Regions from separate parts of the Mus musculus genome. Here regions 2, 3 and 4 are each linked to region 1. A link is a loop called in an ENCODE intact Hi-C map of the cell type or tissue named here. Cell type or tissue: heart. All regions are shown on one strand. Region 1 holds the start of Zfp398 (zinc finger protein 398). Region 2 holds the start of n-TCgca57 (a tRNA gene). Region 3 holds the start of Zfp212 (Zinc finger protein 212). Region 4 holds the start of Zfp777 (zinc finger protein 777).

Region 1 (8,000 bases):
CCACAAATCCTGTCCATCCATATTGAGAGCACGCCACTGACCTGCGCATGCGTGGAGTTCCCTCCCGTGACTGGGGAAGCCCTAGGAAATAAGGTTAACCCTCATGCAGCAGGCTTCTGCAGCAGGTCACAGGTGTACCCTAGGAGTGAAGACGGAGCACACATGGCATCTAAGCCTTAGATTCTAAAGGAAATACATAAAGTGGTAGAGAAAGCTACAGAAGGGACGTGGGAGAAATGGAAACCCAGAAAGAGAGTAAGACACTGACAGAAAAATAAGAAAGGGAGAAGCAAAAATGGAAGACAGTTAATATCCCTGGACAATTAACTTCAAATTTTTTCCAGGAGTGTTATGGGTCTGGAGAGAGAGAGAGAGAGAGAGAGAGAGAGAGAGAGAGAGAGAGAGAGAGAGAGAGAGAGAGAAATTAAATAGTCCCGGAGTGTACATGTACCTGTTTGGCATAGAATAGTGACATGAACACATATATATTACTAATTGAATGGTTTATCTTAGAAAATATCATACTGGGGACCGATGAGTTAGCTCTGTAGACAAAACACTTGCTGCTATAGCCTGACAACCTCATTTCATTCCAGAGATCAGGGTAGAGATGAAAAAAGGAAAACCATTCTACAATGCGTTCTCTGACTCCCACATGTCATTACCCTCCAGCACACACCCCACCCAAAACCCACCATCAAAATGAATTTTAACCATGTATCCCAGACTGGCCTTAAATTCAGAGATCCACCTGCCTCTGCCTCCCTAGTACTGTGATTAAAGGCCTGTACTACCTTGCCAAACAGTCTTGCGGGGGGGGGGGGGTGTCCTTGTTTGTTTGTTTTTCTTTATTTTTACGATTTTTGTGGGTAGGGTTTGTTTACTGCCTGCAAGTATGTCTGCATACTGTTCAGGAAATTGCCACATAAACCATATGTACACCAATTTCAGTTAAGCAAGAATAGTTAATTGAATGCACACCATAATACTGGACATCCAGGACCACAAGAAGATAAAACCAAATTGTGGTAATAGTCTACTCTCGGGGTAGACTTTTTATCAGAAAAAAAAACAGGTTCAAAAGTTTCAAGGGTAAGGGGGGGAAGCAGTTGGCTTACTAGGCAAAGTATTATCAGCTATAATAATCCTTTAAGTTGATTGGTCCTGAGTAAGGTTAGGGGGTGGTGGAGGATGGTTAACAGAGGAATTTCAGAACATCGAGATAAGAGAACATGAGTATTATAGTCATAAGTTTTTGGCTTATTAGTAGCATTTTTCAGTGTTAGTGACAAAAACCACAATGATCTCATACGGAGGTGCAGGAAGGGCTGCCCAGTGGTTAGCTCTGATTCAAGCTATTTTAGACATAACAGTCCTTATTGACCTTTGATTTGATGGGTCCTACATAAAGCTTTGTGGGATTTCTTAAGATTTGCAAACCTCATACAGTCCATTCAAAGAGAACAAAACAGGGTGTGTGGTAAGGATGTCCTTGCTCTAAGCCAAGTCACTTCTCTGTGTCAGCAACTGGCAGACATGTTACAGCAACAATATGAAATAGCTGGCAGGCATGGAACAAAATGGCTACAGCTATGCTGAGGAGGTCAGAGGAATATCAGAGCACCTGAAGTTACAGGCAGCTTTCCTGATACGCTGCTGGGAATTGAACTCTGTTTACAAGAGGAGTTTGTGCTCTTAACCACTGAGCCATGTCTCCTCCAGTCCCTAAAAACTGTTTCCACAATTGACCTTATATTGTTCCTGCTCTCTGTCAAGAATTCCCTTCTCTCTGATGTCAAGTAGTAAGTTGACTATTAGTCATACTTCTGAGAAAATGAAGTATAAATCCCCAAACGGGAATACAACCTTCAGGCTAGACTGAGATTACTTTTAAATTGTTACCATTAAAAGTGGCCTTAATAGTACAAGGATGAAGTAATGAGTTTGAGAAGCAGCGAGGTATAATTTCCCCCAGATTTCTCTTTAATCCACTCCTCAAGTAGAAAATGAGTCTTATTCTGGCAACATGGGCAGGCATCAAAGTATTAGTTAAAGAAAAAGAATATACTTACAGGGACAATTAGATTATGTTGCAACTCTCTCCTGCCCCAACCCCAAGACAGTCACTATCTTTAGCTTTGGCTGGCCTGGAACTCACAATCCAGACCAGGCTGGTCTTAAAGTCATAGAGATTCACCTGCCTCTGCCTTCTGGGTGCTGGGCTTAAAGGCACTTGGGAGGCAGAAGCTGTTGGTTTTCTGAGTCCAAGGCCAGCCTGGTCTACTGAGTGAGTTCCAGGACAACCAGGGCTACACAGAGAAACTCTGTCTCAAACAAAACAAAACAAAACAAAACAAAACAAAAAAACAAAAACAAAAACAAAAATAAACTTGCCAGTTTAAGCAACCATTCTCCTCTGTGGGACATTTTGGCTGTTTTAACTTTCTAGCTGGCACAAAAGCCAATACAAACAACCACTGGAGGTCTCTGGGTAAGCATATGCTTTCACTTTTCTGAGGTGTCAACCCCGGACTACAATTATATGTTGTAACATGAGGATATATATAAGTCTCTCTTTAAAAGATATACTCATTTTTATTTTATGGGTCTTGGTTTTCCTGCCTATATGTCTGTATTCATGTGTATGAAGTGTCCCTGGAGGCCAGAAAAGGATGTCAGGTCCTCTGGAACTGAAGCTACAGATGGTTGTTGCTATCTTGTAGGTGTTGGGAATAGAACCCAAGTCCTCTGCAAAAGCAACAAGTGCTGCTAACCACCAAGCCACCTCTCCAGTCCTCTTTGTTTGTTTTCAGATTCATTTTTTATTTATGTGTGTGAGGTTTTGTAAGTTTCTGTGCATCATGTGAATGCAGGAGGTGGAGACCAGAAGAAGCATCCCTCATACATCCCTCATCACGTCGTCCTGGACAAATCTCATACCCAGAAACCTTTCTGCCTCCTGGATGTTCTACCTCCTATTTAAGGCCATAGGCTTTTTAATTGACAGGTGATATATGCATACAATACACAAGATATTCTCTCTACACCACTGTTTTAGAGGATGAAACATTTAACAGCTTGGTGATGGCATCATTATTTTGAACAGACAGAGCTAGCCCTGATGCTTGGTGGGGCTCAGTTGAATGTGTCTTGCTTATCCAACCTTTGGGAGGTAGAGGCAGGAAGATCAGGAGGTCACAGTCATCCTTCACTACCTGGGCTACATGCCTCAAAAAGTTAAAGGATTAAGGATTGTTTAGTCATACAAATGTTCATGTTTCATATCCATAGGAGCATCTGACAACTAGGAGGGAAACAGAGAGTTTGGAAATTAGTCACCCACCCCCTTAAAACAGGGTTCCACTGTAGAGCTCCAAATGACCTAGAACTTGCTTTGGAGTCCAGGCTGGCCTTAAACTTACAGAAAGTTTCCTGTTTCTGCTTCCTAGTGCATGGATTAAAAGCAAGTACCATCATATCAGGCTTTATTCTTGCTTTCTAAGGCCTTTTTTTGTTTTGTTTTGTTTTGTTTTGTTTTGTTTTGTTTTTTGTTTTTTGTTTTTGTTTTTGAGACAGGGTTTCTCTGTGTAGCCCTGGCTTTCCTGGAACTCACTCTGTAGACCAAGCTGGCTTCAAACTTATACAGATTCACCTGCCTCTGCCTCCCAAGTGCTGGGACTGAAGATGGGCATCACCACTGCCAGGCCGAAGGCCACATTTAAAAATTATGTCTTTTAATAATAAAATCACTAATTATTTTCCTGAGGTCAATTATTTCTCTCTATCTCTGTCTCTCTCTTTCTTTCTCCTCCTCTTCTTTCTTCTTTTTCTAGTTCATTCCATTATAGTGATGTTCTAGTTTAGAGAACGGTAGTTTTAACTCCCAACTATGCACCATCTGACCACAGTTCATGCTCAAGTAGACTCAAAGTATACACAAGATATTGCTTTGTATGTACACTATAAAGACTCACAGTACACTCAAGTGGTAGTGGCCCAGCAGGAAGATCCCTATACTGTGGGGGCACTATAGACAGTCTACTGTTGAGGGCATTGAATGGATTCATTTCATTTACTGAGATAAATGTCTGAGAAGACTTTGGTTCATACATGTTTGAAAAAAGAGAAATACTGGAAAGTTATGGCTGTGTGATTATCTTTCTGCCACACAAGCTGTTAAACACACAACTCTGTCTTTTGTTGGTCCTTAGTCCAGATCCAGCAAATCTAACCACAAGCTTTATTTCTGTTGGCTCAAGTAGTCCACTTGTCGGTGCTGGTGAGTGAGCTCGGCAGAGGATCTGGGTTTGGCTCACAACTGTGTGTGTAGCTCCAGTTCCAGGTTATCCTGCATCCTATTCCGGCCTCCATAGGCAGTAGACATCCAAGTGTAGAGAAACATTTATACATATAAAATTAAAAGAAACAAATCTTTATAAAAATTCTACTTCTCATCCAAGCCCAAGTGAGACAATAATCAAAATAATCAGAATCTCTGGTGCCAATACAAGTCATATTTGTAATTTCTACGAACGATATAACTCCATCATTCCCACCTAGCTCACTCTGGTAGCCGATTACACTATCGTCCAGCCTGGACACCGCTCCCTGGCTCTTAAACTATGTAGCATCTGCTGGGTCTTCTCAGATGGATGGGAAACCCGAGTAGGTTGGATCTGCGTTCACCAAAACTCTTTTCTCAGAAGCTGACCTCTGGGAAGGCGCTCCGGATGCGGGGGCCGCCAGGGGGCGCGCTGTCCCGGGAGGACCGACCGGAGGGGGGCGCGTCTAGGCCGGCAGAGCGCCTGCAGTACTCGCTGCCCACAAAGCGCCAGCTGAGGGGCGGCTGCAGCCGGTGCGGCGTAGGCTGCTCGCTACTCAGCTCCTCTGCGTCCCAGCGCCCCCGGAAGCCCGATTGCCGCGCGAGTCCTGTCAGAGCGAGCAACGCGAGACCGCTTCTCGCCGTCTGCCGAGAGCACTGAGCAGCCGGGCCTGCGTGTGGTGGCGACTCCCGGGACAGGACCGGGCAGCGGAGGGCCATGGCTGAGGCGACCGCCGCTCCGGTAAGGGCGCTGATGGACGGGCGTCTCTGTCACCCGGGCCTCGGGGGAGGCGAGGGAGCTGGGGACGGCAGCGGGCCTTGTGGCCCGCGTGGGTCTGCGGCTGTCGTTTGCCCCGCAAGGCCACCGCGGACCGCAGCGCCGGGCGACGCCGCGGGACCAGGGTCTGCAGTTTCTAACCTACACGCGCCGCGGTGCTCCGCGTCAGCCCGCGGAACGGGGAAGTGGGCTCGAGGTGTTTTTGCAATCCACCAGCCATTCTGTACAGCCGCGAGAGCTGTCGTTGCTAGGTGCGGCAGGACAGTCACCTGCGTGGCGGGGAAGGTAAAAGCCAAGGTGTGTCCTTATGGACTGCGTGAGGACAGACAGCCTCGCGCGCCCGGGAGGGCAGGCTGTGGCGCCGCGGGGACCTTGGAAGGCCGACCGAGCGCAGGCTTAGCCAGTAGTGCAGTCGTGCGTGTGCTTGTTTGCTGCAGGCCTGCAGTGGGCCCAGCCGTGCATGCACCAGAGATGCCAGGGCTACCAGGACAACCCGCACAGTCCCTGCACACAGCCATTAAGGAAGAGGGGATGGTCGTTTAACAGAACGTTCTGATTGGAAAGTATTGCTTTTGTTTGCCACCTAAGAAGGCTTTGGTCAGCTCAAAGAGACTTTTTAAATAAGTCAGAAGTCAGGCAGGTCTGCAGAGGAGTAGATAGGAAGTAAAAAAGAAAGAAGAAACCAGGGGAGCAGCGGGGAGGGGCGGGGAATGGAGTAGAGGGGAATACCCTTCAAGTTTAATTTTCCCCCAACCCTTAAAAAAGATAGTAGAGCCCATGGTGTATGCTATAGGTATATGCCATGCTGAAAACTGTCACATACTTTTAGTTCTCTAGTAGTCATGTTTAGGAGGTTAAACCATGATGGTAACATGGTGGCTCACAGAGGAGTTTAAAATAGGAGAATCAGAAATTTTAGTATATGCTTGGCCAAATAGCCAGAGTGTGTGTCTTTAAAAAAAGAAAGAAAGAAAAGAAAAAAGTAAAAAAAAAAGTAAAAAGAAAGAGGAAATTAATTTCAGTTAATTCAGTGAAATGTTATTTAGCTCAAAGTATAAAAATATTTTAATAGTAATATTATAAAACTATTAATGAGATTTTAAACACAACACATCTCAATTGAACTGAGCACATTTAAAGTCCTCAATAATCACTTGGACTCAGTGACTTTGGTACTGACCAGGGCAAGACTGTTTTATGAAGAAGAATTTGGAAATACTGATATTTTTAATTTTAATTTTAAGAAATCTTTTTAGGGGTTATGGAGAGATAGCTCAGCAGTTAAAAGTACCAGTTGCTCTTGCAGAGGGCCCCGAGTTGATTCCTAACATTCACATGGTGACTAACAGCAATCTGTAACTTTAATTCCAAAGTATCTGATGCCCTCTTCTGACCCTTGAGGGCACTGGGCATGTAGATGTTGTCACATATTTACATGAAGGCAGGATACAGATACACATAAATAAATCTAAATGATTTAAAAATATTTTTATTCTTTGAAAATTTAATAGAGTGTATTTTGACCATTTCACCCTACTGCTCCTAACTCCTCTCAGATTCACTCCTCCCTCCCTCATAGTGTCCCCAGTTTTGTGTCCTTTTTAAAAAATGATCCATGAGGTACTTCTCATATACTCCTTGGTGTAGGGCATCCACTGGAGTTTGGTTGATTTACCAGGGGCCACAACCTTAAAAATTGGGTTTTCTCTTCCCCAGAAGCTATCAGTTGTCTGTAACTCTGCAGTTATGAGTGGGAGCTCATGCCCCTGTCCCTTTCAATGCTATAGTGTTGACTTGCTTGATTTCATGCAGGCGGCCATAGCTGATAAGAGTTCATGAGTGCAGTAGTCCTGTCATGTCCCGAAGAAACTCTTTGGATCCAGTCCAACTCTGGATTTCAGAGTCTTGCTGCCCTTTTTCTTCAATGGTCACTGAGCCTTGGGATTTGGGCACTGCCTCATTTCTGTTGAGCACTTCATTGACAACTTTTTATTACTGTTGACAGTTTTTTGCTACTGCTACCACTACCACCATTACCACTACTACTACTTCTACTGGGTCTTCTTGAGACAGAGTCTCACCTATGTAACCCTAACTGACCAATGTGTAGATCAGGCTGGCTTGAACTCACAGAAGTATTTCTGCCTCTGTAAGTGCTAGAATCAAATGCATGTGCCATCGCACCAGCTGTCTTTTGTTTTGTTTTTGGTTTGCTTTTTAGTGTACTTTATAAGTTAGGAGGGCTGGTATTCAGAGTTCAAGTGGAGAGACTTGCTTTAAATAAAATGAAACATCTTTCTTTGAAAAAGAAAGAAAGCATTTTCTAATAGGCTTGATGTGGGGAGGAGTAAAAGAGTTTAGGTCTAATTATTTCAATTTCCTTTTTCTATTTCTTCTGAAGACAGGGTTTTTCTCTGTATCCCTGACTGCCCTGGAACTCTCTCTGTAGACCAGGCTGACCTTGAACTTACAGAGATCCACCTGTCTCTGCCCTCCTAGTGCTGGGAATAACAGTGTGTGCTACTACCACCTGGCCTATTTCAGTTTACTTACAGTAAGATATCATGTCATCTCTGGAGAGTAAGGGTGCTATCTGGATAAGTTTCTGCCCTCCCTGTGTGCTCCCTGAATCAGTAGATGCAGCATCCATGACCTAAGAGCTCACTTAAAGTACACCATCTCCTTTTCACATTCACCGAATGAAAATATGTATTTTAACTAGATTTGGGGAAGGGGGGGTGCGGATCAGGACTTGGGGTTAAGGTCTTGCTATCCGTAGCCCTTGCTGCCTTGGTACTCACTCTATAGCCAGACTGGACTGAAACTTAACAGCAGTTCTTCTAACTCAGTTTCCTCAGTGCAAAGGACAACTTGGGGGACTTGATTCTCTTCTTCTGACAT
Region 2 (8,000 bases), 150 kb after region 1:
AGACACTGCCTGATTGCCCAGAAGGTTGTAGTGTGACTGAAACACAAGGACACTAAAGTGGGAAACCCAGGATGGAGTGGAACATCTGGACTTCAGAACATGTGGACTCTAGCCCCAGTTTCTGAACTTGTAGTTCAGGACCCCAAACCACTGGCCGGTCTGGTGGCCCTTTTTCTCCCCAGAATTTCAGTGAAAATTCAGATACTTATTAATTCTGTCTTTGGGGGGGAGTCCCCACTGTACCACAAACACTATGCCTGGGCATCTCTCTTCTAGGTTCCTCTCCTACCTCTCAGAAGTGCACAGCTATTCCAAGCCTCTTATACGGCACTGTTTCCCCCTGTTCTTATAGCCATCTACCCCCTAATCCACCCCCCCACCTTCCTATCTATTAGGTAATCTTTCCAAAGAACGAAGAGAATAGCCTGGTCTCCAGCCATGCTCACCGCTAAAGAGCATTCCCTCTTCTGTGTTCTCCACAGCATCTAACTCACGACTACTTTTGCTTTTGCCTCACATCAGGCATTCCCCCCTTGGCTGTTAGCTCAAACATCCACAGGATTCCTGACACCAGACTAAATAATCTATTGTTCTGTTTCATGGAGGCACCCAAAGCCTATTGCCACAGTCATTGGCAGTCATTTTTTATTTACCCAGCAAACACTCAGTGTTTAGGTTTTTTGTTTGTTTGGTTTGTTTTGTTTTTAGCGGACTTAATTCATTTATTTTTTTTCTTGTATAAAAACCTTTATGTGGCTGGGAGTGGTGGCACATGCCTTTAATCCCAGCACTCGGGAGGCAGAAGCAGGCAGATTTCTGAGTTCGAGGCCAGCCTGGTCTACAAAGTGAGTTCCAGGACAGCCAGGCCTATACAGAGAAACCCTGTCTCGAAAAACCAAAAAAAAAAAAAAAAAAAAAAGAAAAAGAAAAACCCTTATGTGGTAGCCACAGCTGGAGCCTGGGTCCTCTGAACAGAGACTGGTGTGGGTTTTCACTAGATGATCAGTGAATTCCTGATAAGGAGACTTGGTGAAGACAGTCTATTTCCAGAGGTCGGGGGTCAGGTAGCTGCAAGTCTTGGAGACGGCATCAAAGGTGGCCTTGGCAAAGTTGCCCAGGGTGGTAGTGCAGCCTCTGGCTGAAGTGTAGCAGTCATCTATACCGGCCATCATCAGGAACTTCTTGGGCACAGGAGTAGAGACAATGCCAGTGCCTCTGGGGGCAGGGATGGGACGCACCAGCACAGAGCCACAAGCGGCCTGTCACCTTGCATGGAACAGTGAGGGGCTTGCCAATTTTGTTCCCCCAGTAGCCTCTCCTCACAGGGACAATGGAAAGTTTGGCCAAGATGATGGCCTCTCGGATGGCAGTGGCAACCTCCTTGGAGCACTTAACACCAAGACCAACGTGACCATTGTAGTCCCCAATAGGGACGAATGCCTTCAACCTGGTCCGCTGGCCAGCCGGAGTCTGCTTCTGCACTGGCATGATTTTCAGAACGTCATTCTTTAGGGATGCATCCAGGAAAGAGCCAATGATCTCAGATTCCTTAATGGGCAGGGAGAACAAGTAGATCTCCAAGGACTTGATCTTCATGTCCTTAACCACGCGGCCCAGCTTGGTGACAGGGATCCACTCCTTGTCTTCAGCTTTACCTCCACGAGCCCCGCGGCCTCGACCACGGCCACGGCCTAGACCACGACCGCGGCCCCAAGACCGCTGCGGAATCCTCTGCAGAAGCCGGCGATGGACTCCTAATCCTGGGCCCCCGGGTCCTCCGGACCCTCCCGCTGCATCGGTGTCATTCGACATTTGGTGTTTTCCTGAAGAAGTGTTTAGTCTTCTTTAACGTAGTAATCTCAAGTGAGTTTTTGGGATGGCCTGCTCTAGTCTCATTTTAGCTACCCCTGACTTCTCTTCACTCCGTGAACTCATATTCTAAGTGCAACTGTGTCCAGGCTAGTTTTTTGTCAACTTGACAATGTACTAGGGAAGAAGGAATCTCAGCTGAGAACTGCCTCCATCAGATTGCCCTGTAGGCAAGTCTCTGGAACATTTTCTTAATTAACGATTGATGTGGGTAGTGCCATCCCTGGGGAGGTGGTACTGGGCTGTAAAAGAAAGGAAACCGAGCAAGGCAGTGAGCCGCATTGCCCCTCTCTGCTCCAGTTCCTGCCACCATGTTTCTGTCCCTACCTGTTCACGCGATGACTTCCCTCGAACGACGGGCTGTGATTGGGACAGAGAAGCCAAGGTTTCTTCTCCAAGCTGCTTTTGGTTATAGTATTTTATCACTGTGATTGAAACCCAAGGCCTTTCACGCCACTTTTGTGTCCCGTGCCTGCATTTGTGCAGCATGGATAGGAGCAGAAACCACACCAGACCAACCAAAGTCAGGTACAAGCCTCATTTCTGGAGATTTAAGTATGAGGTGTGAGCTTACAGGTTATTTACCGCATGGAGAGACGCCTGTGAAACATTGAAGCTGACTTACTAAGGAACCAAAGCTGGGTTCAGTGGCATATTCCTATAACCCCAGCACTCAGGCAGCAGGAGGAAAACAGTTAAGTCCAACCTGGGCTGTATAGTAGGACCCTGTCTCAATATCTCACCCTGCCATAAAAAACAAAACAAAACAAACAAACTCCAAAAAAAAAAACCAAAAAACAACAACAACAACAACAAAAAAAAACAAACCCAAACCAAACCAAACAAACAAACAAAAAAAGGCAGGGAAGCAAAGCTAAAGAGATAGAGTTCTAGTGTTTGAATTCCTGATATTCATTGGCTTCTCTGATAGTTCCACTGTTGTGGCCCAGTAAATTCCTTTTATTTTGTATCTATTAAAATTTAATGTGAATCATTCGCAGCTAGTGTGGCCATAACAGCAAAGAGAAGGTAAATTGGTTCAGAGAGGCTCTTTCTGCCAGCAGGGGGTATAGCTCAGTGGTAGAGCATTTGACTGCAGATCAAGAGGTCCCCGGTTCAAATCCGGGTGCCCCCTTACAGGCCCATAGTCGAGGGGCACTCTTTTGAGTGTGTGGTAAGTACCATTTAGGAGAAAAAAATAATGATGTGGAAAAAGAAGGACATTTCCTAAGATATTTCTTAAGAGGTGAAGAAATCAGAATCGGTAGTAGGTGTCCACCAGAGGGAGAGAGAGAGCAAGCTGAAACTGGGAAAACAAAACCACTGATAGAGTATTTGCTTGGAAGCATAGCTACACAGATGACCTGGCTCATTGACATTTCACTTCCCTTGCGCAGGGCTTAGTCTCATTTCCTTTGAGCTTTTTCTTTTCCCCCACAGCTGACAAAAGCATCGACCAAAATAGTTTCTCCTTGTTGATCTACACACTGGGCTTAAGCTCAAAGACCCCTTGGCCTTGGGGTTTGGTAAGAGAGCACAATTGAGGTGAAGGACAAGAAACCCAGCATAGGTTTACTGTGGTGTTTATTCACAGTAGCAGGAATACAAAAGCAACATGGGCAGCAGTGATAATGGGCAAGCAAAATGTAGTGTACATATATGACAAAAATTTAATTCAAGTTTTTTTTTGTTTTTTAAAGAAGGCACTGAGGGGTGGTGGTTTGTATGAGAATAGCCCCCATAAGCTCAAAAATTTGAATGCTTGGTTCCCAGTTTGGTGGAACTGTTTGTGAAGGATTAGGAGGTGTGGCTTTGTTGAAAGAGGTGTATCACTGAGAGGGTGGGAGGGAGAGGGGAAAGGCTTCAAGGTTTTAAAAGCTCATGCCAGGCCCAGTCTCTTTCACTGCCTTCAACTTTTGAATAATATGTAAGCTCTTAGTGTGCCTTTAATCCCAACAGTGGTTAAAGCAGGCAAATTTCTGCAAGTTCAGAGTTCCAGGCCATCCTGGACTACATAGAGAGTTCAAGGACAGCAAAAGCTACAAAGAGAAACCCTGTCTCAAACACGCACGCGCACACGTAAGCTCTTAGCTACTGCTCCAGCATCATGCCTGCCAGCCTGCTGCTATGTTCCCCATCATGACGATCAGGGACTGTAACCCTCTAAAACTGTAAACTGTAAACTGGTTAGTAAGCAGCACTCCTTGATGGCCTCTGCATCAACTCTTGCCTCTAGGTTCCAGCCCTGTTTGAGTTGACTTCCCTACTGTTATTGATGATGAATGAAATGTGGAAGTGCGAGTGAAATAAACCCCTTCTTCCTCAAGTTACTTTTTATCGGTGTTTCATCACAGCTATAGAAACCCAATGAAGACACATTGTAGTACACACCAAAGCCAACCTGATCAACTAGGCCAGTCAGGGATACACAGCAAGACCCTGTTCAAAACAACAACATAAAGGAGGACATTCAAATGTATGCCACAGCAAGGGCACTATGCTAAGTGAAGACAATTTAATGACATAATGACAAGTGTGGGTGCTAGGAAGACTGCCCAGTTGGTAAAGCGCTATAAGTACTTAGTTCAAACCTCTGCACCACATTAAGGATTTAAAAAAAGGGGGGGGGCAGGCTTTCCAAAGGTCCTGAGTTCAAATCCCAGCAACCACATGGTGGCTCACAACTATCTGTACAGCTACAGTGTACTCATATACATAAAATAAATTAAAATAAAAATAAAAAGGCCAGGTGGTGCTGGGGCACACACCTTTAATCTCAGCTCTCAGGAGGCAGAGAGAGGCAGATTTCTGTGAGTTCAAGGTCAGCTTGGTCTACAGAGCAAGTTCTAGACAGGATAGTCAAGTCTACACAGAGAACCCTATCTCAAAAAGATAAATAAATAAATAAAAACAAAATTAAAGGCTAAGTGAGAACAGACTCCCATTTAAGTCGTCTTCTGGCCTCCATGTTATGCTGTGGCTGGTGCACACGCACACACCCCAAATAAATGAGAAAATAAAAGGTGTACTGTGCAGTGCACACACAAACTGTATGGTTCTGTTTATAGGAAGTACTTAAAGTCATCAAATCATCCAGAGACAGAAGAGAACACTGGCTTTCAGGAGCAGGGAAGAGGGAGGCTGGAGACTTGGAGGTTAATAAATGTTTCAATTTTGAAGGATGAGTTATGGAAAGAGATACACAGTGATGGTGCTGTTAGCTACAGAACATTCTGGGTTTTTACTTATGTGTGTACTCCAACTCACATTATTGGTTTTTAATTTTTATTTATTTATTTATTTATTTATTTATTTATTTAATGTATATGTGTATGAAGAGGGCATCGGATCCCATTACAGATGGTTGTGAGCCACCATGTGGTTGCTGGGATTTGAACTCAGGACCTTTAGAAGAGCATTCAGTGCTCTTAACCGCTGAGCCATCTCTCCTGCTCCGATTTTTTTTATTTTTAAACATGTATTTTTATTTTATGTGTATGAGTGTTTCTATGCTTATATGTGTACTAAGTGTGTGCATGATGCCCTCAGAGGTCCTGGAACCAGAGTTACTAGTGTTTGTGAGCCAACACATATGTGGGTGCTGTAAACTGAGCCTGGGTCCTCTGCGAGAGCAGGAGGTACTCTTGATCACTTCACCTCTCCTCCAACGTTATGGAGGTTTTAAAAATATCACTGAACTGTGCATGTTCACTTGGTAATGACGGTAAATTATATGTTCTATGAATTTCATCATAGTAATGACAACTGAGGAAAAAAAATCTCATTTGTCAATTTCTATATTTCAGGCACAATAGAAAACAATTGTATAAAATTACATTTATTATAGAATAAAATATGAAGCATTAGAAGTAACTCAATCAAAATACTGACAGAATTTCCTCCACCTGGGAAAGTCTAAAACCCCAAGGGATATTGTACACTAAATAGATAAAATAAAGTAGTCTGTATTCCATTTATAAAATGCTTTAAACCTCATAGAATTAACTTAAGAGATTCTTTGAATTCCAACTAAATTATTGACAAGCTTTGCCTGGGTAGGGGAAATAAACAGATTTAATTCTAAGGTTCCTTTAAAAATATTTTGTTATATATGTTAAATATATATTGTTATGGAATTCACACACACACACACACACACACACATTCATTCTAGCACTCAGGAGCAGAGGCAGGTAGATCTCTGGCTTTGAGGTCCACATCTTAGGCTGCATTTTCCCATCCACTGATGGTGCTTCCTACGAGCCCAGCACTGGATGGCAGCACAGGGTGAATGCAGTCTAGCTTTCCTGATTCATCTGCCTGATGGAGTTCCCACACCCCAGGAGCAAGGCAGAATGGGGAACCAAAATTGAGGCACTTGGAATTTCAAATTTTGTTTTAGCTTTTCATAGTTTGACAAAGCAGGCTCTTTGAGCATTGGTTACCACTTGGACACCCTAGGGCACGTTCTGTGTCTAAGATTCCAGTGGCTGGAATGTGGGGAAGACTTACCTTGGTTCTGAATTCTCATGAGGGTACAGGCAGCTGTTCCAGGAGGAGCCTTCCAAGATGTCCCTCTGCCATGGCTGTTGGAAAAAAAACTTAGTGCCTTGCTGGTACGGGAAGGAGGTCTCCCTTTTTGCTACGTGGGGCTCTTCACAGAGCAGCTCCATGTGTCCCCATGGCACTCCCTTGACTTCTCCCAGAGATCCAAGGAATAGCAGATGTCATCAGTGTGTTCAGTGACCAGGTTCAGAAGTGACTATTTCACTTCTGTTACATCCTACTCATTAGAATGGTGTTACCAAGGCATCTCTCATTCAAAAGAAGGTCAATTGAGCTTCATAGCCTTCAAAGAGGCATATCAAAGACTTGTGAGCAAACCCACAACAGTTCACTCAAAGTTGAAGGAGCTGAACTTTCCCAAATGGACTCTGAGCTGAGATTTTCCAGCCTGATGAGTTAGCTTCAGAGGCTAAAATGGCTTCAGAAAGATTCATTCAAAGATGGCATCTGGATTTAAACCAGGGGTCCCTTAGTAATTATTGGCATATATTTATATATTTATATATTGGCATATAATTATAGAATAATAGTTTTATGATGACATGTTCACACAGGTATATAATAATATATTTTCGTCATTTTCACCCCATCAGCATCCTCAGTCCCTCCCCTCCCTTTCCTTTCTACTTTATATTTATATTTCCTTTCTACTTTATATTTTTTAAACAATTTCTTTTTGTTGGTTTTGTTTTTTGAGACAGGGTTTCTTTGAGTAGCCCTGGCTGTCCTGGAACTTGCTCTGTAGACCAGATCTGGCCTTGAACTCTGAAATCTGCCAGCCTCTGCCTTCTGAGTGCTGGGATTTTTTTTTTTTTTTTACAGATTTACTTATTATTATATCTGAGTACACTGTAACTGTCTTCAGACGCACCAGAATGGATGGTTGTGAGCCACCATGTGGTTGCTGGGCTTTGAACTCAGGACCTTCAGAAGAGCAGTCGGTGCTCTTAACCACTAAGCCATCTCTCCAGCCCCTACGGTTTTGTTGTTGTTGTTTTGTTTGTTTGTTTTTGTTTTTTTCGAGATAGGGTTTCTCTGTATAGCATAGCCCTGGCTGTCCTGGAACTCACTTTGTAGACCAGGCTGGCCTCGAACTCAGAAATCCGCCTGCCTCTGCCTCCCAAGGGCTGGAATTAAAGGTGTGTGCCACCACACCCGGGACCCCTACAGTTTCTTAAATTGTTTACTTTCTTATTGTGTGTGAATACTATGTGTTCATATGTGTGTGTCACAGCACATGTCGTAGAGCAGAGGCAACTTTAGGGAGTCAATTCCTACAACTGAGAATTCTGAGAGAGGCACTCAGATCCAAGATTTTATCTGTTAAGCCACCTCACACCCCAACATACTTTGGTTGCAGGACACAGAAAAAAAATCAAGCTGGAGAACTGAACTGGCAGCTTCTTCAAAGATCAAGAAGGTGCTATGTAGATTTCGTGTGTGTGTGTGTGTGTGTGTGTGTGTGTGTGTGTGTGTAGTGACTTGTCACTACAGTCTTGCTCAGCTGTAGACCATAAAAGCAGGAGCAACTGTACGAGGAAGTGGCCTGAGGACAGTCAAAAGTC
Region 3 (8,000 bases), 86 kb after region 1:
TGCAGAGCTGAGAGTTCTATATCTTCATCCAAAGGTTGCTAGTGGAAGACTGACTTTCAGGCAACGAGGGTGAGGATCTTATGCCCACACCCACAGTGACACACCTACTCCAACACGGCCACACCTCCAAATGGTGCCACTCCCTGGCCCAAGAATATACAAACCATCACACACACTGTCTATATGTTTGTCTTTATGTGTATGTTTGTGTGCCTGCATGAGTTTATATGTAGGAGCCCTCAGAGGCCAGAAGAGGATGTCAGATCCCCTGGAACTGGAATACCAGGTAGTTATGAGCCACCATGTGGGTGCTGGTGTCTCTCTCCAGCATTTGTGCCTTTTTTAAAAAAAAATAATTTATTCTTTTTGAGACTGGGTTTCACTATATAGTTATGGCTGGTCTGGAACTAAGAGATCCACCTGCCTCTGCCTCCCAAGTGTTAGGGTTAAAGACATGTCACACACACACACACACACACACACACACGAGAGAGAGAGAGAGAGAGAGAGAGAGAGAGAGAGAGAGAGAGAGAGAGAGAGAGAGAATTTTTAAAGAAATAAGAAAAGCAAAGAGAAGAGAGGTAATTAATGTGGCCAAGCTGGGAAAAAGATTAAGGGGTCCAGTGAATTAACTCTGTTTTGGGGTTACTAACAGAATTTTTTGGCTTATATAAAATTGGAACAAGGGGTAAGAAAACATACATAATTGCCGAGTCCAGCATGGCCATGTAGGGGACAGTACAGAGGCAGCAGGGCATAGGCCTCCATGAGTGTTAATGGTTGCTGTGGGCATCAGGTTGGTTTGCATAATAGTGTACATATGTTTCACCTTCCTCCCTAGAGGACTGGCTTCTCTGCAAGGTTAATGATTCCATGATAATCAGAGATAGCACAAGTCCGGGAGGTGAGGGTGTGTCTGTCTCAGCAAAATGGTAGTGTTGTGCCTCGAGTTCACAGGAAACCCAAGAATTGCAAAGTCTGCTGCAATTCGAAAAAGAGTCCTTTATTTTCAAGTTCGAACTTGGTTCATCCACCTAGCACTCACTGTGTGAATGCTGGGAAGCAACCCTGTTTCCAGAAAACACTGGATTTATATTCATAAGAATAGTGTGAATATTTACAGGAAAGGGGAGTAGAGGGTGGGTATCTGTTCAAGGACTAATTTTATGGCCAGTCTGTCTGTGACCTGACCTCTGTCTATCTTGTTTTCTACGGTCTCCCTTGAGCTTGTTATTTCTCTAAGGTCTCCAGGAGTTTTGCTGCTTATCAGGAGGAGTGTTGAGTGCCATTCTAACACTAGGGGAGGGGGAGGGAGGATGGGAGTCTCTGATGGGGAACACAGAGGCAAACTGTCTCTAAAACACTGAAGTCTCTCTAGTACCAGTAATTTGGGGGTTACAACAGTAGAACACTGACTTTCAGGACAGCCCTTAAGGCTGTGGGGAAAATGCTGAAAACATGAGCACAAAAATATATAATACCTCAACTATGCAAAACATAGGATGCAATATGAATTATATAAGGATCTTCACAGATCTAAAGGAACAGAGTCAGCTGCACTATGAGCCATCTTGTCAGAAAGTCACAAAGACAAGCAGATACAAAGGTAGGTAGATTCCTGAGTTCAAGGTCAGTCTGGGACAAAGAAAATCTAGGTTCAGACCCAGGAGTGGTAGTGCAAGGGAAATGTTAGTGATCCCCCCAAAAATAGTCAGGAGCTGATCTGATGTAACTCACAGCAAGGTCTTTATTTGCGCTAGCTTCCCCCCCCCCTCCGTCAGCACACTGCCTTCACGAATATCTATCAAGGCAAGGCTTTATAGTAAGCAACAAGCAGGGGGTAAGTGTGCAAGTATCTAGTTGGAAAGCTGCTGTAGCCTTTAACATAATTGGCTGGTGCTGGGAGTCATATCATAAGCTTAATTTCTGCCCCCCTCTGCACTGGTCATTGTTAGGCAGGGGGTGTAACCTGGGGGTGCAGGTTTGTTGGGGGAATAACTTGGAGATGCTGGTCTTGTTGGGGATTAGCCTAGAGACAGGAGCTGGGCTCCGGTTTTGTTGGAGGGGCAACTTGGAAACTAATGCTAGAGAAGAGCCTGTTAGTTTACCTGAACTTAAACTTAGATCAGGTTCTCTAAAATGAGGTCTAAACTTAAAAGATTTGGCCTATTAGTAGGGATGGAAGTTTCAAGGCAGAGTTCTGGGTCCCACCCAGATATCTTATTGTCTGTGCTTGTGCTTGCTCTCTCTTTCTAGAAGAATTGAGGGGCTGGGGTCATTGGATGCCGATTCATGGGATAATAAAAAGGGAGCGACTGAATTGATAGGTAAATAAAAAACTGGGTTTTTGATCTGCAAGTGATGAGCTATCCAGAGAGTTTTTAGACTAGCAAGAAAAAGCTGTCTCAAGCAGAGAAGAACACAGGGAGTGTTCTGAAAAGCTGTCTTGAACACATAGAGAGGTCTGGAAAGCCATCCACAGCAGAACATAGGCCGTCAGCTTGGACCCACAATTTGACTTTGAGTCATTTGTTTCACTGTTCCCAGACACTCCTCCACTCAGAACACCTCTCCAAGCTGAGGCTAGTCCTTGTCACGTAATTAAGCTGTCTTGGTCAATAAATGGTCTAGATGATCGCTGTCCCAGTTCTGATTCTGTGAAGTGATTAGAAGTCCTTCTTGCTGCCATTGAATTGCTTAAGAGGATCCATCTGGTTCTTACAAGATGAGGTCTGCTCCAGGGTACAGCTTCACACACAAGGATAATTGCCCTTATCTGAGACATGATCTATCCTTTACACTCTGCTCTTCCAGGGATTCAAGGTGACTGCTGGTTCAGGACAATGACTTACCTCTGCCTTCAGCTTGAAAGGGGATGAGATGGGACAAGTAGACACACTCAACTGATTGACACGGTTATGGAGTCAAGCAGGAATTTGATCCAAACAAAGGCAACAAACAAAGATAAAATGAAGGCACAGACACACCCAGACTGCTGTGGGGGGCTTAAATGAGTCAGCGCTTTTAAAAAAATTATTATTATTTTAATATAAATGTAGGTTTTTAAGTGCCTGTTAAAACAGATGCTGAGAATTTTTTTTTTCAGCAGGCCATCGGCTTGGGTTCTAGAGAAAGTTGTTAGTTGTAGTCAGTGTAGACAGGGATCATTTGCAGAAAAATGAAGAAGGGACCAGTCTAGTGAGAGTACTTGAATTCTTAGAGGAAGCTATTCACACTTAGTGGAAACTCATGTCATTCTCACTCAGCATGTCCAGGACAATGTAATGGAAATGAGGCATTTGAGTACTGCAAGTACTGGGTTTGGGGGTGTTGTTTGGATCAATGTCTCTTTAGATATTTCTGGCTAGTCAAAAACTCACTATATAGCTGAGGCTGGCCTCAAACACCTGAGCGCTGGGGTGGTAATGATGTGGCCAGATGTTTCCAAGCCAGAATGCAGAACACATTGCCTCTAATACCCTGGCACCCTGGCATGAGGACTAGGTTATTTATTTAGTTTTTTTGAGACAGGGTTTCTAGCCCTGGCACTCACTCTGTAGACCAGGCTGGCCTCGAACTCAGAAACCCATCCACCTCTGCCTCGCAAGTGCTGGGATTAAAGGCATGAGCCATCACTGCCCGGTGAGGACTAGGTTAATTATTTGTGATTAAGGCTATCTTGAATTCTGCAATGCAAGTGATTACCATAATTAACACTCTATAATGGATTGACCAGAAAAAGCCAAGTCATAGGTGAGCATGGAAGAAAATCACTTGCCTATGAGAATTCACCTTTTCTTTAGCTTCAGCTGTGTTCTTCCCTCACAGAAAAGGGTGTACACATTTGTACACATTTTTTAAAAATTATTTTTATTTTTGACAATTGCATGCAAGTCCAGAACGTATGGTGTTCACATCCACCCCCATTAGCCTCCTTTTCTACTAGTCCCCACGCTCTCCTCCCTACGCCTTTCTCTCTCTCTCTCTCCTTCCCGCGCCTTTTTAAACTTGCACATATTTGAATCTCTTAAAGCATTTCGCGGAGTGCAGGACTCAAATTCAGAAAATGCTCTTGATTTTGAGAATCCTTACGCTTACACCCCACACTCAATGACTGAATTTCCAGGCTGCTGTTCCCCTTCCAGGAGCACAGTGGCGCAACAGAAATACCGCGCGGTAGGAGGAGCCGCTGCCGCTCTTCTTGGGGGTGGGGAGCGCTCCCAGAATGCACCTTGTATCAACACGGCGGCGGCGGCGGCGGCGGCGGCTTCCAGGAGGGTGAGGACGTCTGGCGGAGCGGCGTACAGTTCGAGCAGTATCCCGCCAGTCGGTGTTGTGGGGCGACTGCGACCATGGCGGAGTCGACGCCTACTCGGGTAAGGTGCTCCGGCCGGCTCGGGAGGGCCTTGGGGGAGACAGCGCCCTGCCCGGGGCGGGGCTTGAGGCGCTCGGTCGCAGGCTTGGTTTCCTCCGCGGCCGTTGGCGCCGGCGGATGCTGACTTCCCTCCCGGTACCCTCGCCCTCCGCCCGCCCGCCCGCTCGCTTGCTCCCTGGGTCCTTCTGCGTCAGGCTCAGAGCCCGGATGCTCTGCGTCTTTCCGCAGAAACTTCTGCGAGGCTTTTTGAATTGTTTGTGACTGCGCCCACATATTTTCCTGCTTCGTGCCAACTAGGGACTCGTTTTCTGAGTTGGAGTGAAGGCGCGGGATAAAACCCTGGGTTTGGGTTGTTGCCTTTGAGCTCAGCTACGGAAGACCCCAGGACTTAGGGCTTCTCTCCGACCAGTGGGGCTCTGCTCCGGTTGCCATGTTCTGCCATAGCTATCTGTACTGAGTTTGCAGCCACAGGTTGAAGCCTTCTCTCCTTGGGGACTGGTGTATTTGCTGTTTTTGTTTGTTTGCTTGCTTGTTTTTTGTTTTGTTTTGTTTTTACAAAACTGTGGGTGCGCATTGTTATCCGCTTACCGCCTCTTCCAGCTGTCTCTCTTTTCAGAGAATGTGAAGACACTGAAAATTGGTTTGAGGAATATCTTCCGTAACTCAGCGTTCATCTATCTATATATTCAGTGCATGGTCTTCGGAAGGCAGTCTATGCTCACTTCTCTAGGCCTTTGTCTCCTTAACTTGAATTGAGAATGTTGAGTTCCTTGTAAGCATTTTTACGTTTTTTTTTTTCTGGCTCCAGTCTCCTCATACTGTGTCACAGTAGAGGTTAACATAGGAAAATAGGATAGATGGACCTGAACTGGCTTTTCACTGTTGAGACAGAGCCTCACAGGCTGTCCTTAAGCTGATGACAATCTTCCCGACTCAGCCTCCCCAGTGCTAAGTTTACAGGTGTAAGTCATTCTGCTGGGGTTTGTTTGGTAGTGGTTGTGCTTTGAGGCAAACTCTCATGTGCCCCAGCCTAGCCTATCTGAGAATGACTGTAAACTCCTACCTCTGACTCCCAACTTGCAGATATTACAGGCATAAGTATTTTTCTTGTCTTTTTGTTTTGTTTAGTTTTTGTTTTTTAATCTTTCAAAATAAGGTCTTACTTTGTGCCCTGGCTGCCTGGAACCAGTTAGGTAGACCAGGCTGGCTCTGAACTTGGAGCAATCCTACTTGTGCATCCAGGTGTAAATAAGAGACCAGGAGTTAAACAGACCCCCTGCAGGGTAAGCAGATAGGGAGAGAGGCCTTGGCTAGGCAGACAGATTTCCAAGATGGACATTATCTTCCTGATGCTCCTGACTTGAGGCAAGACTGGCAGCTTAAAGCAAAGGCTTTTTAGTCTTTTGTCTCCCACCAGCAGGTCCCCTGCTGATGGACTAGCTCTACAAGTTCATGGCCTATTGCACAACAACTATGAGCAATCAGCCATCTTCACCTGAACAGCTCTAAATTAGAGGATGAAGCTCCAGCCTCCCAGATCTGGTAGCTTCCTGAGTTCCCCCTCCCCTGCTTTGCAGAATATCTTTTTCTCTGTCTGCTGCATATGTGTTTCCTCACTCCCAGGAAACACTTTTCTTCAACTGTGGATTCTGTCAGTAGTGTTTGAGATTTTTTTTTTTTTTTTTTTGATGGTACCTGGGGGGCTTGAGTTTTTCCCGCCTTTTAATTCTTTAACTGGCAGAGAAAACAAACACTGTCCAGACCCCTAGAAGTGTCTCATTTCCAGACTCCTGGACAGTACCAGTGGGCGGCCTATCGTTGTGCATCTTGGCTTTTTGGGTCCAGAAATACTTTGGGAATCCTGAGATCTTTTCGTGAAAAAGAGATGCAGTAAAATTTGTGTTGAGAGTTTTGCCTTGATTGAAATTCACTATGCTTATTCTAGGAAGTGGGTAAGAACTAATTAGAATGGATGGACTGGAGGATTTTCTGTGTTTCTTCTCAAGGAGTTACCACTTCACAGAAAACATGACTCTGGTGCTTATGGTGTTTCTGCACCTGGCTCCCTTGAGACCCAGATGCAGCCTGTAAAATAAGTGTTTTCTCTAGGTAGGTTCCTATTAGCACTAAAGTGAAGTGAGAAAGCCAACCCACTCCTTTCCTGGCCGTGCCCAGCCTAGTGATCACCAACAGAGCTCACTGAGAGGAAGCAGGAAAGGTCCACCAAGATCTCAGACTACACTTGAACTTAATCGTCCTGACATTGTAGAATTTATTTCAACTGTTTTTGAACATATTTTGAAAATATTTGTATTCTCACACATCTCTTCTGTTGAAGATTCTGTTTTGCTTGGCCACATACATGTCCTGGTAATAACAACTAAAAATAAAAAAATAAAAAATACTGAGAAAAGCTGTGTAAATAATATTTGAAATTTATAGTAAATCATAAACCCATCATTTTATGCAACAGTTCAAAAGTAGTATAAACAATACTTAAAAACCCAAAAAACAGAAAGTGGGAACTCTTAAAATATGAACAGAGGCTGGGCGGTGGTGGCACACGCCTTTAATCCCAGCACTTGGGAGGGGCAGAGGCAGGCAGATTTCTGAGTTCGAGGCCAGCCTGGTCTACAGCGTGAGTTCCAGGATAGCTAGGGCTATACAGAGAAACCCTGTCTCGAAGAAGAAAAAAATAAGTCCTTTGAAAGATTTCATAAACATCAAATGTGATTGTTAAACAAATGTTCTCAAAGTTGGCTTCACAACTCTCTTCATTTCTTGGGTTCCTTTTGGTTTTGGTTTTTTGAGACAGGGTTTCTCTTATAGAGAAACTGTAAGAATGAGTCAGGGCTTCACTACATAACTCTGGCTGTCCAGGAATTCAATATGTAGACCAGGCTGGCCTTGAACTCACAGAGATCTTCCTGGCTCTGCCTCCCAAGTGCTAGGATTAAATGCCTGGTTGAATAGGACAGTAATTTGTTGAGTTAATGACAAGTAATTAAACTACATGACAGCATTGATGTAGAAGCTCAGGAGAAGAGATTGGAGTTAAGAAGTCTAGTGGCCTTTGTACATATACTTTTTATAATTTCTAGGATGATTGCTAAAGACTAGAAAGTCAGTTACAATAAATATAATTGAGTTAAAAGGCAAAGATTGCCAGGACAGGAAAAATCCAGCCTTCTGGCTTATAGTAAATACAGCAAAAGATGTCTATGCAAATGCTGAACTATAAAAGGATATGAGAACAATTGTCAAAACAATACAATTAAAAGAAGCTTGGCTAAGAAGTGTATTGTAGCTAGAGGTCCAATGTATTTCTCTACTTATAATGGAAAAAGATTCAGTTCTCCATCTTGAAATGACATCTTTAAACTAGTTTGAGGCTAATTACATAGCTTCAGGTAGATTTAAAAATTGACAATCAAAACTCATTATTATAGAATATTCAAATATAGCATTTATTTAGCAGAAAAAGACTTTAGTGTCTTTTTCTGGGTATTATTGTTCGCCCATTAGAACCCATGGAGAGGACCGAGATATTCTGCCTCATTCGTTGTAGTTGTCCCTAATTACAAGGACTGTCAAGGCTTGAAATGAAGCTAGTATGAACAACTAA
Region 4 (8,000 bases), 210 kb after region 1:
GAATGACAGTGGTGACGAGCGATCGTCCTCCATGTCCAGCTGCTGGACCTGTGTTCAAGGAGAGAAGGAAAGACAGGATTGAAGGTCACAGTCTCCAGATGGCAAAACAATCCAAGAGACAAGCGTTCACACTAAAAGGTTCTCAGTTTTGGAAGCAAGAAGACACATTCCAAAAGAGCAAATCTCTTCCAAAAGTGTCACTGATCTAGACATCGATGATACTCTATTAGGAACAACACATAAAAGATGGTTACGCTACCTTCTGTTTTCTACAGAGCCATATTTCCCCTACATTTCAAAAGTGATGAATGGCGTGTAGGAGGTGAAGGGGACTGAGAAGAAATCAGAACGCTCAGCTGGTGGCTCTGTTAATACCTATTGCTGCCCTGCTCTCTATAGCCTGCTCACGTGACTCCTGCCTTCGTGTGTCTGCAAAGGTCTGCAAAGGCTGGATGGACTTGGGGTACTGCAACTGGCTTTTGTTACTAGTAACGGACAGTGAGACATGGTGACGGCTAACACCGGCAATTCAGCCTCCTCAGGAGCCCAGGTCTCCTAGGTAGATGGTTCACTGGGACAGGTGTACATTGCTGGGCTGGGCTCCCTCATTGTGGTTCTTGAGGTAGGGACTAGGAAGAAAGGCCTGTGGTGATTGACGCCATGAGACATTAACCTAGTTTTGAGTATGACAAGAGTGTTGGGGACTAGAAGCAGAAGAAAGATGTGTTTTCTTTTGGCACTCTGGTCCCCATCTTGATATCTATGTTAAAATCTTAAACCACCATGGAGGTGACGCCACACTCTTCTGTCAGTACCCAGTTCATTTTCCTAGCCATTCAATACCTTTACTGGATCTGAGCGGAATTTTTCCATGACAATTTTTGTTCTTTTCTTCATAATATTCCTTCAAGGAATCTGTTCAGCTTCTATGCTCTCTATGAGTGCTCTGTAAGGAAGGTAATTAAAACTTGTTTTCTTCACTCGGAAATTAGCATAAGCCTTATGTTCAGTCTTATTGTGTGTGCTCAGTAAATGCCTACTGAGAAAGATAGGTATCAAGGTTATGAGGTATGAGGTTCCTTTTGTCATCTATCAGAGAATTATCTAAACCCACTTCATACCTTCCATAGCTATTTTTCTTAGTTTGTTCATTGATTCACATACAGGTGACTCAGAAAAGCAGCATCCTACTTTTAAGGCTAGGACTGGAGATTTTGAGTCCTGGTCCAGGAAAGACCTTTGAGAAAGCATGAGCAATACTCTGTTATACGGGGGCTCATTAGCAGAGTAAATATGTAGGATTTATTATGTGCCATAAACTGTGTTAAGCATTTTCAAGGATTATCTCATTTAAGCCTCACAAAACCTGATGAAATTCTACTACTAGAATTATTAGCCACATTTAGCCTATGAAAACACTGAAAATAGGAGAGGTTCTATCTACCTTGCCTCAGGTAACACAGACTCCAGAGAGTGTAGGTGACCTCTAGGCCTCAATTATAGACAGAGGCAGCTGATAGGTTTGAGTCCTGAGTCAAAGGCTTGGTGATTAAAAACACCTATGGGAGGCTTACTACAGGCATTCATGTTGGGATGCAGGGCCCTATCCCTTAAAGACATACAGTTTATGGTAGTGCCAAGAGCCCCATAGGAAACCTAATGCAAATTATGAGGTCTCAAAATACATACAAATACAAAATTCTGCAAACCCTGAAAGAGTTCAAAGACCCCTTTACTCTCAACCCTTCACTATTAAGTTGGTAGCATACTAGACAGCCCCCTTAGGTGGAAGCCTCAACCACACAGCTAAAGGAACCAAGAGCCAACACAATGGGCATATTAAGGCAGTCTGCCTGAGGGAGGACTAGGGGATCTGCTTATAATTAGTGGGAAGAGGGAAAAGAATACCTGGAGGGCAGGTTAGGTGCCAAACAGAGTTTTACCTGGGACAAGAAAAAAAAAAAAAGCCAGCAGGACAAGACATCTTTACTAACCACCTGAATCAGACAGAGCTCAAAGGAAAATGGTTTTTTTTTCCTTCTCCATTTAGGGATTTGGAATACTGGAAAGGGGTGAAGGGTCATAAGGTATAGCCCCCCCCCCCCCCAAGTCCTGATACAATGTCATCAGCTCCAGCAAACCTGTGGCTTGACCTTACCCTCAAGCAAAGACAGCTAAATCGAATAAGCTCAAATTCTCAAGCTGCTACCTGCTAGCAGGAGAGGAACGTTAGAATTCCTCTGCGCCACATTTCACAGCTTCTACCTGTCTCTCTTTCCTCCCCACCCTTGTGTGGTAAATGATTAGGGGCTCCAGGATCCATGCCAACATACTAGAAACATGCATAACGACACACATCTGACTTTTTACAAAAGCTGTGCCATTTTCTTACATGACCCAGGATGGTTCACTCAGAATTACATGCCATGAAGACCTAAGCCCAGAGGTAAGAATGTTTAAAAAAAAATCTTCATTTTATTTCCCAGGTGTTTTGTTATTGTTATTTTAAGAACTGCGAGGTTTTTAGGAAGCCATCTATCCTATCTCTTCCAGTATACATGGAAACAGGTTCAAAGGCACGGACTCCCATGCAGCAAACCCGCCTAGCACAGCCAGGGTGCCTCAGAGAGCACGTTGGGTGGGAGGGCGTTTAATTATTGAATGGCCCTCGGAAGAACATCAACCTCTTAGGCTCTCATTCGCCAGACCCCATTTATCCGTACCCCAAGTTTGACTCGGGGTGCTCCTGACGCAGAGGCTATGGATCACACTGCTCCCCACACCGGAGTCGCTGGGCTGGGCGCTGCCCGGCCTTCCCCTCCTCCCCCGACGGGCCGCAGCCAGTGCTCGGCTAGCCCAGGCCGCCCACCCTGGCGAAGCCGCCGCCAGCGCCACCCCTCCCCGTCCAGGCCCGCGGCACGCTGGGCAGGCCTCTACGGGACTGCGGGCACCTAGCCCGGGCCGACTCGCTACGTGACCTTGGGGCAGGCAGGGCAGGTCGCCGCCGGGTGTCCGTGCCTCAGTGTCTCCGCTCTGCGAAATGGGAGAGCCGCGTCAGCACCGCGCCCAGGCCGGGAGCCGTTCCGCGGGGCCGAGCTCTGCGGAAAACGTGCCGCTGGCCACCCCGACGGACGCAGCGCCGGCTCCGCAGCCAGGGAGCGAGCGCGCCGCCCGCGCCCCACCTCGGGCCGCGTGTCCGGGAGCCGTGCGGCCGCGCAGCCTCGCACGGACGGCCGCCGCTCCCGCCCGCCCCGGCCGTCCTCCCCCCCAGGGGGCGCGCGAGCCCGCCAGGGCGCCCCCTCCCCGCTAACGTCGCCGCGCCCGGCCCTTACCGAGACCCCAGGCCGGGCCACCGAGCCCGGAGCACGCAGGCTGTCCCCGGGGCCCCGAGGCCGCGCGTCCGTGCGCGCGCGGGCTGCCCTCCCCCGAGCCGGGGCCGCCTCGGCCATGGCCCCGCGCCGCCCGGCCCGCGCCGTGCGAGTCCCCGCCGCCGCCGCCGCCGCCGCGCGCAGCCCCACGCAGGCCCGGCGCCGTGGGCGGGCTGGCAGTGCGGCGCGGCCTGGCCTCACCCGCCGGGGCTGCGCGGCCGTCGGGCCCCGGCCTGCTCGGGGCTGTGCTCGGCGGGCGGGCGCGGGCGGCGGTGGCGGCGGTGGCGGCGTCGGAGCGCGGCTGTGCGGGCTGCGCCCGGGCGGCGAGCTGGGCCCCAGCGCTCTGCGGCCGCCCCCGGCGCGCTCGCCCGCCCCGAGCGGCCGACGCTGCGACCCCGGCTGCGGCCCGGGTCCCGGCTGCGAGCTGCGCGGCCGTCCCGGCGCCTCTTCAGCAGGGGAGCTGCACCGCAGCTGCCATGTTGCTACAAACTGCATCCTGGGAGGCATGTCCCTCTCAGGCGTTTCAAGAGGAGCGCTCGGAGGCTCGTCGGAGGCGGCCGGAACCCAGACAGCTCCATCTACAGCCGGTAGGAGCGAACAGTGAGGCGCGGGCCGCCTCGGCGCCGGACACGCCCTGAGCCCGTCGCGGCTCCCGGTCCCTCGCGGCTCACCTGGCGTCTTGGCGGCCCGGCGCCCTCGGGCCAGGCCGCGGCGGGCAGCGGCGGGCAGCGGCGGCGGCGGAGGCGGCGGAGCGGAATCCCGGGCGCGCGGCGCGCTGGGTCTGGAGGCGGGCCGATGGGCTCCGACAGCCTTCCGCCCGCGGCCGCCTGCGCGTCTCAAACCCAGAACCCGGTCGTTGGCTTTCAAAACCTGCGCTCACAAAGGGATCGGAGAGAGCCGTCACACCACAGAAAGCCGGAGTTCATGTGACCAGCGCAGTGCAGCCCGGGTTCCAGGGACGCGGGCTGTGGATCCAAGGGGAGCGAGGGGTGGGGGTGGGAGTGCTTTGTGAAAAGCCTCAGTGTTGTTTTCGGCCAGAAAGGACAGAATTCCTGGAATCTTTGAGGGCACGGGTTGGAAGGGGCTAGACGGGCTACTTAGGAGGAAACTGAGGCCGAGCCGGGAGTGGCTTGCTGATCCCAAGTTGCAGTTTTCGCCCCCTTGTACTCTTTCCAACCATGAGAGAGAACCCTCTTTCCTGGACAGGTTCAGTGAATCGCACGTTTACTGAATTTGCAGGAGCTGCCAAGATTTGGGAATGGAATGAAAAAAGAAAAATAAGTCTGAGCAGGTGTCCTGGTTACAGTTAGGGATGAATGAACCCCAACTGGAACCTAGAGGAAAAGCCAGAATAATTTTTTCACTTCATAGAACCCCGGGGGTGTCTGGGTTGGAGCTTGTCTTAGAAGGCAACCGGGCAATATGAAGCTCTCAGTAAAAAAACGGAGACCACCAGGCCAAGGACATCTCATTTATTCGTGAAGTGTCACGTGCTCCCCCCCAATATGTCTATGAATTGCGTATCATGTGTGCATACACAGGCAGTGCACACTACTGGCTTTCCTATTCTTGAAGTTTTACATAAGTTGTATTTATTCAGCCCATATCCTGTTGCAACTTTTTGTTATCTGGGTGGATACAGTATGTGTAAACAAGTCTATCTACCTGGTCTATTCATTCTAACCCCTATATAGTATTTCATTATCCTTCGGGGGAAATGAATCCAAACCTGCTGCCAGGATGCCACATATACATCACAGACATACATAGCGCATTGTGCTGTTCACCAGCTCTAGAATAGAGTATCTTCAACTTTCCCAGGCTTTAACTGCTCAGCAGAGACGGTGCCCACATACCCTACCACCATGCATAACTTCCTGTTTTCATGTCCTGGCCAACATTTCCTGGTAAGGGACTTAGAAAGTTTGTCAAAAAGTTGAGAAATGCAACTCCTTATTCTTATTGACATATATTTATGTTGCCATCATTAAAGAAGTTGATTGCTTTTTAAAATCTGCTGCAGTAATGTTAGTTTTCTTACCCTGCAAGGCTCTCTTCATAGTCTGTACCTGCGCTGTTGGATAGCTTTTCTTCCATTGGTTTATAGTGTTTTATAAAAAACACACTCTGGTTATTAATCCTATCACCCACCAAACATTTTTTCTGTGGGGGGGGGTGTTTGTTTTGTTTTGTTTTGTTTTTTTGTTTTTCGAGACAGGGTTTCTCTGTATTGCCCTGGTTGTCTTGGAGCTCACTTTGTAGACCAGGCTGGCCTCGAACTCAGAAATCCACCTGCCTCTGCCTCCTGAATGCTGGGATTAAAGGCGTGTGCCACCACACCCGGCTAACCACCAAACATTTACTGTAACAACTGATGCAGTTGCAGTTATTATTTACTTAATGCATTACTGAGACTGGGAATTGAACTAGGGCTTCTTGCATGCTAGAGTACAGCTGTACCACTGAGCTACAGCCCCAGCCCTTTTTTTTAATTTATTTACATGTATTTATTTACTTATTTATGTGTGAGTTGTGGGGGTGGGGTGTGGTCATCCATACGCTATGAGCGCCTGTAGAGATCGGAGGGCAACTTCAAGGTTCTCCCCTTTCAACATGTGAATTCCTGGGATTGAGCTCTTAGTGAAGTACAGTATGGCATGTCAACATTTCAGTATGTCTATACAGCATAGGTAAGGACAACTGGCTTATTCATTAGTTCAAACTGTTACCATTTCTTAGTGTTTGGATTACCCAAGATCCTCTTGGTTAAGGCGTCAGGCATGCTAGGCAAGCACTTCACTACTGAGCACCCCAGCCCTTCCAATAAACCATAGCCACGGTGTGCTTTTTCCGAGACAGGGTTTCTCTGTATAGCCCTGGCTGTCCTGGAACTCACTTTGTAGACCAGGCTGGCCTTGAACTCAGAAATCCTCCTGCCTCTGCCTCCCGAGTGCTGGGATTAAAGGCGTGCACCACCATGCCCGGCTTAAAATGTATATCCCAGGCTGGCCTCGAACTGCCTTTGCCTCCTTCAGCAAATCCTACCGGCATGTGCCACCACTACCTGCCATCTTCTACTTCTTATGGATATTCAAATCTCTCTCTCTCTCTCTCTCTCTCTCTCTCTCTCTCTCTCTCAACAGTCTGATCATTTAATAGATTTCCTCATATTATTATGGTGACCACCAACCATAAAATTATTTTTGTTGCTAAGTCATGACTATAATTTTGCTACTATTATGAATCATGTTTTCTGTGAAACTTAGGTGACCCCTGTGAAAAGGTCATTCAATCCCCAGAGGGGTCAGGAGTCACAGGTTGAGAACTGCCCGCTAGCAATGCAACAAGGCTGAGGAACATTTTCTTGATGATTGATGTGGGTGGTGCCATTTCTGGGCAGGTGGTCTTAGGCTGTGTAAGAAAACAGACTGAGCAAGCCAGTAAGCAGAAGTTCTCTGTTTCAGTTGTCACCTCCAGGTTCCTACCTTGAGTTCCTGCCCCGGCTTCCTTTCATGAGGTGCTGTTACAGGGTATAAACCAAATAAACCGTTTTGTTCCCAAGTTTCTTTTTGTCATGGTGTTTATCACAGCAGTTAAAAAAACAAACAAACTAGAACCGTCTTGCTATGTAGTCCATCCCTGGTATCAAACCCAACATCTTTCTGCCTCTGCCTCCTGAGTGCTCTGGTTTGTAAGTAAGTACACCACCATCACAGCCACCACACAATCATCCAGCTATGTTTCCCCTGCCCCCTCTGGTTTTTCGAGACAGGGTTTCTCTGTGTAGCCCTGGCTGTCCTGAAACTCACTTTGTAGACCAGGCTGGCCTCGAACTCAAGTTCTGTCTGCCTCTGCCTCCCAAGCACTGGGACACAGGGAGTGCATCACTACTCAGCAGTATGCCTTTCATTTTAACAGCCTGCTTTGCATTAGTTATTCTACCTCACAGGGGCTGGAGAGGTGGCTCAGCCTTTAAGAGTACTTGCTGCTCTTGCAGAGGCTCTTTTAAAAAGATAGATATCTGGGGCTAGGAAGGAAGTCATTTGCTCCCAAGCCTGGTTGGTGAGTGTAGTTTGATCCCTGGGACCCATGCGGTGGAAGGAGAGAACCAGCCCCCACAGGTTAACCTCTGACCTCCACACATGACTACTGGCACTCCCCCAGCCCCATCACAAAATAAATACATGTGGAAAAGTCTAGAAAATTGTATCTCTACAGATTTTTTTTTTGCCATTATTCCCCAAACAATACTGTATAACAAGTATTTTCAGGTTATTTGCTTGTGCTAGATATGAGCCTGAGCATCCATGGGCTTTTGGTATGCACGGGTGTGTGTGTGTGTGTGTGTGTGTGTGTGTGTGTGTGTCCTGAAATCAGTCATCCTCGGTGTCTGTCACGGTGCTGTGCTCTCTTTAGCCTTGGGGATTCACCAGGGCCTTGGACTGTATTCCACTTCACATCTCGCAGGAGTGTACGTTTCTCTGTATTTTGTGTCTTGCAATGGCGTATTGAATTGTTTCTGTAATTGTATGCATTCTTAGTATTTCTCCCCTCAAGATTACCAACATGAATTTCATATATTCTATAATCACATATAATTTTGTTGTGAACTTCCCATAGAAAAAATTGCTT

The links. Hi-C counts contacts between places; a loop is a spot of excess contacts. Peaks named below come from ENCODE experiments on the same cell type or tissue, not always from the same donor. Only the 100,000 strongest peaks of a DNase experiment are listed, where the experiment ranks them.
Region 2: it touches region 1 in a loop (3-fold over the local background); 2 of 42 quality-filtered maps call a loop at or near these places.
Region 3: a loop joins it to region 1, with 7 times the contacts of the local background. A loop is called at or near these places in 3 of 42 quality-filtered maps.
Region 4: a loop joins it to region 1, with 3.0 times the contacts of the local background. A loop is called at or near these places in 2 of 42 quality-filtered maps.

Annotation. Positions count from the first base shown.
Region 1 is chr6:47,830,858-47,838,857 of GRCm38, forward strand. Zfp398 (zinc finger protein 398) reads left to right here and starts at 4,804. Exons shown (of 6, transcript NM_027477.3): 1 at 4,804-5,063. The coding sequence starts at 5,040. It also overlaps a transcript of Zfp786 not described here. In heart, no CTCF peak of the experiment used is centred here; DNase peaks (open chromatin) are centred at 4,824 and 5,324; H3K4me3 peaks cover 1,754 bases; H3K27ac peaks cover 1,433 bases.
Region 2 is chr6:47,976,065-47,984,064 of GRCm38, forward strand. n-TCgca57 (a tRNA gene) reads left to right here and starts at 2,933; the gene lies at 2,933-3,004. It also overlaps the pseudogene Gm6443. In heart, a CTCF peak has its summit at 3,141 (motif pointing right); a DNase peak (open chromatin) is centred at 2,987; H3K27me3 peaks cover 4,950 bases.
Region 3 is chr6:47,916,374-47,924,373 of GRCm38, forward strand. Zfp212 (Zinc finger protein 212) reads left to right here and starts at 4,195. Exons shown (of 5, transcript NM_145576.2): 1 at 4,195-4,376. The coding sequence starts at 4,353. Gm52899 (a long non-coding RNA gene) reads right to left here. Exons shown (of 3, transcript XR_003956427.1): 3 at 6,069-6,755. In heart, CTCF peaks have their summits at 4,155 and 4,357; a DNase peak (open chromatin) is centred at 4,318; H3K4me3 peaks cover 2,165 bases; H3K27ac peaks cover 1,407 bases.
Region 4 is chr6:48,044,654-48,052,653 of GRCm38, forward strand. It overlaps Zfp777 (zinc finger protein 777), which reads right to left and starts at 3,461. Exons shown (of 6, transcript NM_001081382.1): 1 at 3,333-3,461; 2 at 1-48. The coding sequence starts at 3,449. In heart, a CTCF peak has its summit at 3,935; DNase peaks (open chromatin) are centred at 3,258 and 3,908; H3K4me3 peaks cover 2,612 bases; H3K27ac peaks cover 2,181 bases; H3K27me3 peaks cover 1,032 bases.